Regions from separate parts of the Homo sapiens genome. Here region 2 is linked to region 1. The links are chromatin loops, found by intact Hi-C in ENCODE. Cell type or tissue: ascending aorta. All regions are shown on one strand. Links, peaks and the distances in the headings refer to the core of each region. The heading gives the core; the rest is flanking DNA.

Region 1 (5,390 bases), core at 97-5,096:
GTGGCTCATGCCTGTAATCCCAGCACTTTGGGAGGCTGAGGCTGGCAGATCACTTGAGGTCTGGAATTCGAGACCAGCCTGGCCAACATGGTGAAAACCCGTCTCTATGAAAAATATAAAAATTAGCTGGATGTGGGGGTGCATACCTGCAATTCCAGCTACTAGGGAGGATAAAGTAGGAGAATTGCTTGAATCCAGGAGATGGAGGCTGCAGGAGCCAAGATAGTGCCACTGCACTCCAGCCTGGGTGACAGAGCTAGACTCTGTCTAAAACAAAAAAAAAAAGGCAGTGAAATATAGTTGGATAGACAGAGAGATAGATATGAAAACTGAGTGAATTTTTCACAAGTCTAATTTTCAAACTTTTTAGACTTAGCTTTATAAAATTAGAACTAAGATATTAAAAAGCAAGTCACAAGTCACCAATAAGCTATGTCAATTTTGTTTGGCCTTCTGTGCCACAATGACTTTATCATCACTTCATTAGCTTATGCATGCTTTGTCAACAGTATTTCTCACAACAGTAGTGATTATAAACAAAACAGAATTACTACTCAGAAACTAGAGAGGTGGTAGGGAGATGGAGGATTTGAAAAACGCACCATGGAATGATTAAGAAGACCACATATTGTTTTCCACATACATGCCCAAAGAGAATGTGACAAAGAAGGTCAGAAATCATTAATACAGTAGTTAAAAGCAGCTGTGTCACTACCTACTCCAAATACCACTTATTCAGGAGGTCATTTGTAGAGATTGTATATATACAGATATACATATTTGTATACACATATCTATATATGCATACGTATATGCATATACACACACATATATATAAGAATAAGTGAAGAAAAGACCAAAGTTAAAGAAGACACACTACAAAACAACTGAAATAAAAGACAAAATAATTTTTAGGAGAAAATAAAAACCACCCAATATTTTGGATAGGAAGAAAGCTGCCATGTCACAAAACTGTAAGTTGCTCAAAAATTACCATGAAATAATTTCCTAAATAGGTTGAATTTTAACTTCATATAGAAAAATAAATCTAGAGATCAACAAAGGCAAACTAAAAAGAAAAAAAAATCAGCAAATTAGTAATTTCCTCACCCTAATAGAGAAAATCCACAATCAATATACTGCTTTTACATTGATATAGGAGTAGGACAGACTTCTCAACTTCAGCATTATTAACATTTTGGGCTAGATAACTATTGGGGAGAGTCTGCCCTGAGCATTGTAAGATATTTAGCTGTAACTCCCCGCTGCTAACTAGACAACACAGGAACCCGCCTGTTTGAAATTATATATATACACACACACACACACACATATATATATATATATATATATATATATATAAAATACATATATACACACACATATATATATATGTAAGTACATATATATATACATACACGTGTATGTGTGTATATATATATATTCCAACATTCCCAAATATTTACTGGGGGGAATAATCACTCCCTGTTGAAAGCTACTTATCTGGACCATTTATTTAACATGCAAACAGGTAAAAGTTCACTCATCAAAATTTACCAAAGATTTCTCAACACACTTAAAATCCAGTGTGGTCACCATATCCATCGTAACCCTAACACTTCTCCATAATCACTGTTTGTCACCTGTCATAGTCTTTGCTCTTCCTGGGAAAGGCCACCACATCCCCACTTGAAATCTTTATACTTCACGTTTTTCTTTTTTTTTTTTTTTTCTGGAATGTTGTTTCTTAAGAAATTACTAAGATTTGCACTTTCACTTTAAATCTCAGCTCTTCACAGTATTATTTTCTCTCAGCAGAGTACTGACTTATAAGTACAGGGACTCCATCTTGTTAGTGGCTGTAAGATTATAATCTGTAACAGTGATTTGCTTTCCACATGGGATGCATTCAATGAATACATTTTTAAAAGAATAAATAAATATATTCCTACAAATTAAAAAGGTGCATTTTTAAAAAGGGCAAGTAATATGTACAATAAACATGAACAAGTTTTAACCTTAAAATAACTTTTTTTTTTTTTTTTTTTTTTTTTTGGAGAAGGATTCTGGCTCTGTTCCCCAGGCTGGAGTGCATTGGCTCAATCTCAGATCACTGCAAGCTCCGCCTCCCGGGTTCACGCCATTCTCCTGTCTCAGCCTCCCCAGTAGCTGGGACTACAGGCGCCCGCCACCACGCTCGGCTAATTTTTTGTATTTTTAGTAGAGATGGGGTTTCACCGTGTTAGCCAGGATGGTCTCGAGCTCCTGACCTCGTGATCCGCCCGCCTTGGCCTCCCAAAGTGCTGAGATTACAGGCGTGAGTCACTCGGCCCGGCCGATAATATATTTTTAAAGAAACAGGTGTCATATGAAATAAGCTTAGCGAAAAAATTCAAAATAACTTGTATGGGCAAGGATGAGTTTAAAGAAAAGCTCCTCCCTATATGCAGCTTAGGGGTGTTCTATGTTATAAATGCGTTTGAAAGGTAATGATGGAAAAACTATTATTGAAAATGCAAATAATCTATGACTTAACAATTTAACCAATATTTAACTAATTTAATCAGTAAATTTTTTAGAGAAAATCTTGTATATTTGCACATAGAGATGTACTTAATGAGTAGTATTGCTTAATATTTAGTAACAAAGAAAAAAATAGGAAAATCTAACAATTTATTTTTTTTAACAGGGTCCTAATCTGTTGCCCAGGCTGGAGTGCAACGGCACAATCATGGCTCACCACAGCCTCAAACTCCTGTGCTCAAGCAATCTTCTTGCCTCCAACTCCCAAGTAGCTAGGACTACAAGCATAAGCTACCACGCCTGTAACAAAATTTGATCAACAAAGGAATGCATAAAAATGTATATTTATATGTTATACATTATAGAAATAAAATTAATAAATTTTACATAGATACTATTAACCTTAAAATAGTATAAAAGTCTTAAAATAAATTAAAAATAATTCATTTATCATTCTATATGTCTTATTTAGTATTTCATAAGCTAAAATACTAAACAATACTATATAAAACACACATATGTAGTAGAACATAATACAGAATGAAGAATATTCATCAAATTCATAATGGTTTCATCTGAGAAAAATGAGGAGTTATACCTGTGGATGGGAGCATACAAGATTTAGTTCCAATTTTGATTTTTCTCTGTCGCTTTCTGAAGAAGAAAAAAATTCTGAAGCAAATTATCACAGTATTTATATCTGTTTACTCTAAATCAGGTTACATGTAGGTTGCAACATTTTATAACTTTTTTGCTTATATTTTGAAAGGAAATAAAACGTTAAAGTTTTAGTTCAATATTTATGAAATGATTATTTGCCAAGCAATGTATTAAATGCTGAATCATGGAAGGTGGCACCATCACTTTGCATAGAGAAGAAATTTGAACTAGATTTGAATGAGAATTTATCATTTAAAAACTAAGGTAATGAGAACCAAAACATCATTACTAAGAATGAAAAAAGTATGAGCATGTGCATAATTTTGGAGGTACTATAGGATGAATGTTAGCTTACTATAGACAAAAAGTAATGTTATACTAAAATTTGTTCCAAGAGCTGTGATAAATTTGCAGATGGCTTCAAATGGAGAGTCCTCAGAATCCATGCTTGGTTCACCATCATCCTGAATACATTTTTAAAATATTTTAACATATAGTAAATAACTCTTCCAAGTTCAGAATGTTAAATTATATTTCTGGATTCACTGTACTATATTAGACTGTGGATATTAATTTAATAATTGATGTCATGCTTTTCTGATTCCACTGCTTATCTCACATTTGAACTAAGTCTCTAAGGCGAAGACAGAGCCAAATTGACATATTTCTTACAAAAACAGAAAGAAAAAAAATTAGATGAGGCTGGGTGCGGTGGCTCACGCCTTTAATCCCAGCACTCTGGGAGGCCGAGGCAGGTGGATCACCTGAGGTCAGGAGTTCGAGACCAGCCTGGACAACATGGCAAAACCCCATCTCCACTAAAAAAAAATAAAATAAAATAAAATATATATATATATACACACACACACACACACATACGTACACACACACAGACACACACACACACACACACACACACACACAAATTAGCTGGGTGTGGTGGTGCATGCCTGCAGTCCCAACTACTCAGGAGGCTGAGGTGGGAAGATTGCCTGAACCTGTGAGGTGGAGGTTACAGTGAGCTGAGATTGCACCACTGCTCTCCAGCCTGGGTGACGAAGTGAGACTCAATGTAAAAACAAAACAAAACAAACAAACAACCAAAGCAAAACTAGATGTATCCAGTGTTCTTGTATTTCAGAGAATTTTAGAGAGATGTCAAAAATAACAAATTTATTAAGGAAAGACAATAATGTTAGAAAGAAAAGCATTTTAAAATGTTTGCAAACACAACATTTAAAGCAACTGATTTATTAATTGAATTTGATGGAGAAAGTGTCTTCAAACTATTATCTAAATCCATTTGAAAATGATTTGTGATATCAACTTGCAAAAGATGATTTATTCTTCAAAATATTTATACTGTAGTGCAATTATAAAATGTAGTACAAATAACACATCAAATAAACATTCATTCTGAATTTTGTTGAGTGTGAGATCCAATTGTTGTTTTGTCTTGCCTGTGGCATCCTTATTCTTATCTCTTTGCTTAATTAATACTTCTGTTTCCTCCAGAAAGTGTGTATGAACTAAGGCAACTAACTTTAGCTGTGGCCTCTAAAATAAATATTATGGCACTTACAACTATTTAGGTGATTAGTTGGATCTTCTAGAATGTAAGTTTGGGGATTCATTTTACTTATTATCCCTCATTAGTATGGTAAATTGTCAGCATATATTACTTGAATAAATAAACGAACCTTGAAATCTCACTAATGAAACAGGAAGTACATTATTTTTAGCATGTGCAGTAGATATACTTACATAGATGAGGCATACAGTGTGTGAAAACTGGCTAAACATTGTAATACTGATGCCTAGAGCTTCATTGACCAGAATGCTAACTACCAAGGAAGAGAAGTTGGCAGTCTTGGGAAACTATTGCTGCCAGGAAAGAGTGAGGTAACTTAACAGAAGGCGTCAGTTGGAAGCAGGATATGCAAGAAAAAACAAAGAAAATAGACAATTAAGAAAATAAAAAGATAAAAAATAATAAGGCACATCAACATCTCCCATCACAAAGAAAGTTGCCATCCAGTGGATGAACTCTGTTTCACTTTACTAACAGACAAGAACACCTTCTATGTGAGAAACATACTAACACAATGAAGTTCCTCACCCTAGTTGGCATAGAGACATTTTCTACTGCCAGTCCTAGAAAATATGAGACATTTTAAAATGAGCAAAAATAGAAAGTAGCATTCTTA
Region 2 (5,390 bases), core at 270-5,269, 420 kb after region 1:
ACATGTTCTCAGCTAGAAAATAGGCAAAAACATTCTGACCTGCTTAGTATAATTGAGAGAATATAAGGGAGCTACTTTGCATTATACAGACTTAGAGGATTTACAATTTTATTTTTGCCATCTTGGTTTATGAAAAGCAGACTGAATAACATGCTAGAGATTGATTAATAAGAGAACATGGGACTAATCTTAAGGAGGCATTGGGTGAGATTATAACACTTAAGCTACTGTATAACTACAGAGTAACATTTTTAATAATCCTGAACAATATCTGTCTGTGACACCTTAAGATGAGTAAAATCAGCCTCTTTGTTGATATCATTAAATAGGGAAATGGTGCTGCATGTGCCCCAAACTACCAGTGACCAAATAATCAAAGAAGAGACGGAAGGCTATCTCTCCTGGAAGCTTCTGTGTTCCAACCTCATGCGGCAAGCAGATGTGCTGGCCCTGGCTGCATGGCTACAGTCTGCTCTTCACTCCCTGAGATGGCATCTGTCCCCTGCTCCTGTGAACCGGGAAGCAGAACTCCAACCTTCTTCTCACTTCCTGAGATGGCATCTGTGCCCTGCACCTGTGAACCAGGAAGTAGAACTCCGACCTTCTCCTCACTTCCTGAGATGGCATCTGTCCCCTGCCCCTGTGAACCAGGAAGTAGAACTCCAACCTTCAACAGTCTTCTCAGTGAATCCAGTCACACCAGTCACATTCTGAGTTCTGTAGCAAAGATCCATGAAGTCTTGGGCAGGGCTCTGCTACATGATCTGTACTCTTGTCTCAGTATCAAACACCCCTTCTAAGCTGTACACTGGTGCTGAGGGAAGTTTCTCTTTCCATTTCTCATACATTCTTGTTTCTAGCATCTAAATTGCTTTCTGGTTCTTCTATTCTCCAGTCTGGGATTTCCCTGAATTACTGGTTTTCCTCTTTTCTGTATGTGGAGTAATTCATCTCTGTAAATTCTGACCAGCATTCCCTCCTTACCTCATAGGACTGAGTGAAATTAACGCCCTCCGAGTAGTTGTCACCACTCTCCTTAGAAGCCTGTTTCATGACTGCAGTTCACTACTTGTGCCCTTCTTATCGGATATCATCTGCCATTTCAAAGTATTTATCAAAATGTTTTTGAAAATTCTCACAATGCTCTTCCTAAGAGGAACCAAGCTGAATAAATCAATATATTTTAAAGTATAGGCATCCTACACAATGAGAGTAGATACAGCAACTGAGAGCAAGAAGCAGAGATGACCCCATAATTGAGTGAGATACTCACATCAACATGCCTTATAGTCCCTGCAGAATTATACATTTGGTTAAAAAATAGTGAAAGCTCAGAAACCATGGCCCTGCTTGGAATTGGAATACAGTGAACATGCCTATGGACTGGAATAAGAAGTAGAGCTAATATATATATATGAAAGTGAAAAAGAGGCAGGACCCATCCTGAGAACCACCAGCCCAGGGCAAGCGAGGAATTAAAGAGCCAGCTCTGCTCCATCACCCAGTGCTCCAGAGAATGACGCGGTCTCCATGCATCAAAATTTCCTACGATGTTTACTGTCTGAATCCCAACTTCACTCTTCACTGCCATGAATGCCAGTCCTCAGCAGCAGAGAACTTCTGTTTGGCTCTTCTAGTTTTCAGCTCTTCACAACCATGCATTAACCACAGCCTTTGAACCATACTAACCAGTGTCTTCAAAAGGGCAATTTCACATTCTCCCCCTTTACTGATGGGAGCAGAGGAAATGCTACTCAGGGGAAGGAGGGAGATCCTTCAGCATCAGGACTGACTCCCAAAGGCTGCCACAAATTTATTCCTGCAACCCCCTCACACAGTCACAGAGCCCTATAGCAATGGTGTTGCCATGGCAACCAAGAGGCAGCCAAGAGGAGAATGGATCTTATCACCCCACAAGTGGTGCTTCAAGTCTTCCATCTCATCACTCTTTCCATATGACAAACTACGTCATTAAGATACCCCAGATAGTCATTAATTACTAAGTGTGTCTCCTCTACTCTAAGTTTGGTCATGCGAGTATCACCTAGAGGACACAGGAAAAGCAAGTTTCAGCCGCATGGTGGAAAAACTAAAAATGAGATTAGGATGCTGGGGAGGATTCCAGGGAGAGAAGACCAAGGAGGGAGAATCCTGGAGGTCATCTTACTCAATGCCCTTATCACAGCCCTCTGTGTGAGCATAGAGATGAAAAATCATGCAGTGTAACTTCTGATTGCCCTTTTCAAATTCCCAGAACAAGCACTATGAATCAGCAATGTCCCTTGGAGTGTGGGAGAAAGACTCCCAAGACAGCAGCTTAAGGCTGGCCAAGGTCTCAGGAAATCTATTTATGCCCTGGGTCAGCCAAGGCAGGGTTGGAATGAGAAAACTGGGATAGCTAAGCCCTTCGGGGGCAAGTTATTTTAGTAAGAAACCCATTTTGTAGAATTTAATAAATTCTAGGTTTTGTCACATGCTTTTTTTCCTTTCTATTTTTTCCCTGTTTTCATAAAAAAAAAAAAAAAAAAAAAAAAAAAAAAAAAAAAAGCTTTTTTATTTTTAGAGGACAAATGGAAAAGTCTCTCTCTTTCCATGACTCAGCCAGAAAAGTTTGAAGGATTATGGTGTTTTACAAGGCCAGATGTGAGGCATCAGGGATGGAAAGCTTGGTGAGGTGGGGGCTTGGGGAGGGATGCCTACTGCCTCACATCCTTTCAGGCTAAGGAAAGAATGTATTTGGCATCCAAAGTGCATGACAAATTTGTGTAACTTCACATACATCCTAGTGGTAGGGACAAGAGAAGATGTCTAATAGTGAGACATAGAGTCAGCAAGGTAGGCAAAACCTGGTCACGAGTATTTTTATCTAGCTACATAAAGGATTTAGATTTTGTTTTATAAGTTGTGCATAGACACTGATCAGATCTAGTTTTGGCCAGATTATCCAGCAAGGCTAGGAAGGAAATTGCAGCTGGGAGTGGTATTCATGAGGTCCTTAGGGGAGAGAAAAAGACATAATGTTCTAGAAAACAGTTTGCACAAATATGTTGTTGAGAACAGAGTTGCCTCTGCAGTGTTGTCTGAAAGGATGGAATTTTCCCCTTGTAGGTGACAACAGAGCCATTTCTTCACTGTGAAAGATCAAGTTTCAAGTGCACCACAGGGAGAAGGGTGAATGAGACCCATTGGTGGTAGAGTCACAGGAATGAGCTGGTAGGGGCAGAAGAACCACAAATGAGGGAGAAATCTGCTCATTTCCTTCTTTCTTGCCCCAAAGCAAAGCAACAGAATCTGGTCCAAAGGGCTGGTACAGATGGTGGAACAGCACAGCATATGCTCTGCAAGTACTTCCAAGAACCACCTATATCTTGGCACTTAAATACTTCACAACAGAGAAAATGTGCTGATAATTTATATATTCAATATGTGTTCATGTGTGTACATGCCCAACATTCACACACACAGAGCCAACACTCAGCAAACTCTGCATCACTAAAACTTAGCTTATGGGCCCTGCTTCCATTTCGTATGCTTTCCCTATTCCTAGTATCACCATACTCTCTTCTTTCTTCAGTCTTTAGCCCTGTTCTTAGGATTGTGTTCTTACATCAGTTTCTTACCCCTTCAGCAAACTCCAGGGTTCTTAGGGAACCCAATTGCTAATCCCCATCATGTAGAATAAAAAGCTCTTTCCTCTTTTTAGAAGAATTTCATGCATAACTAAGTATGGCAGGGAAAGTCTTTTATGACCTTGACCTCGTAGAATATAGTCCGCTACTTAGTAATTTTAATACTTAGTTTCTGTATACCTAAAACCAGGCATGGTCACGTGGAGGTACACTGGCATATACACACCCCACCAATACCAAGATCTGTGAGTTAAAACAGACCGACAGAAATGCCTCCTTTATTCTCCCTCTGCTTCAGTCTTTAGTCCCCACTGCCTCTGGTAAGTAGGACAATGGCCATCATTTCACCACAGCAAAGCAAACAAAGGAAGTGACACTAAGGATGCCCTAGATGGGGATTGCCTGTCTTCAAGTTTTAGACTTCTGATTTGGATTACTTTCAGAGCTAGTGTTACTCAATGGACTTGAAAACAAACTCATTTTGCAGTTATTTTCAGGAGGAATCTGTATCCTATCTCCAATATCCATGTGACTCTAAGCAGTTCACCTCTTCTCACTGTAACCTCTTCTACAAAACATCCCCAATGTCATTGTCTGCTCCAAATTTACACTTATTGTAATAAAGTAGACTAGGCAGTGAGTTCACAAACCTCTGGGTGTCTCAATCCTTCGTTAGCAAATTCTTGCCAGCATAGCTGTATGCATGACAACTCCCAACTCCTCCTCACACACTGATGTACAACACAACACACAGATACCCAGACCTACACATTCCCATTGTCCCCAAGACATCCAGAACTGTGCCCAGTCCCACACAGATGCATCTGCACACAAAAATGCACACCCTGGGTGCAAACATAGTCTCCACATATATTTATGCAAGTGTTTTATAAACAGCAAAACCTTGCTAATTCACAAGCCTCTTTGGCTGGTGGATTACTGGAGTGTGCAGATTAGAATTAAAACAAATGATTACAAAGTCAAGGATAGCCCATTGCCAAACACATTCTGTTCTTTTGCTTAGTGTTGTAGTTTTGCCTTAATTTATGGTAATCCTACCCACGCTGCAAGTTAATGTATGGCTGGTTCATAAATGGAGTGCAATCTACTACTCCATTTTGGCTGGGAAGGAAGAGAAGACCGCCAGGTTTTTAAACAAGTCTTAAAAAAAACAAAAATTACAGTTCTGCCACATATTAATGTGAGAATAGATGAGATTCCTCACTGTTCATATATATGGTGTATGTGGACAAATATATATACTCATAATGAAGTCCCAGTTCTGTGAAAACTCTTAGAACAGATGTTGAGTTTAATTTCTGTCATAATATATGATAGTTTGGTTTAATAAAAAAGAATTTACAGACTTCAGTAGCTTCATGTCCAAGGGCTATATCTCTGCACCAACTGTCATTTACTCCATCATGTCTCTCCCCTTCATTTCATGTGGGATTTCAGACCCATATTCAGTCCTTCATCCTTCTACCCTGTCTTGTGGTTTCTTCTTCCATGACAGGAACTGATGAAACTCTTTAATTGTGTCTATCTCTCTATATATTACACACAGAATTCAATACAAACTCAAAGTAGATTTTCACCAGAACCTCACGCCAACCAAGCTTTCCTTCAGTTTCCAGCCAGCCTTGCTTATACTTCAATCTAAGAACATACCATAAATATTCTACTTTCTTCAATTTCCTGATTCATCCCCATTGAGTTCAAATATACATGAATTTTTCTTAGCCTGAATTTTTTCCTCGA

The links. Peaks named below come from ENCODE experiments on the same cell type or tissue, not always from the same donor. Only the 100,000 strongest peaks of a DNase experiment are listed, where the experiment ranks them.
Region 2: a loop joins it to region 1, with 3 times the contacts of the local background. A loop is called at or near these places in 1 of 110 quality-filtered maps.

Annotation. Positions count from the first base shown.
Region 1 is chr2:22,081,877-22,087,266 of GRCh38, forward strand. No RefSeq gene overlaps it. Among named protein-coding and RNA genes, the nearest start is that of LINC01822, 370 kb to the left of the region's middle. In ascending aorta, for the core only: no CTCF peak of the experiment used is centred there; no DNase peak of the experiment used is centred there; H3K27ac peaks cover 714 bases.
Region 2 is chr2:22,497,385-22,502,774 of GRCh38, forward strand. No RefSeq gene overlaps it. Among named protein-coding and RNA genes, the nearest start is that of LINC01884, 36 kb to the right of the region's middle. In ascending aorta, for the core only: no CTCF peak of the experiment used is centred there; DNase peaks (open chromatin) are centred at 2,337 and 2,677; H3K27ac peaks cover 3,237 bases.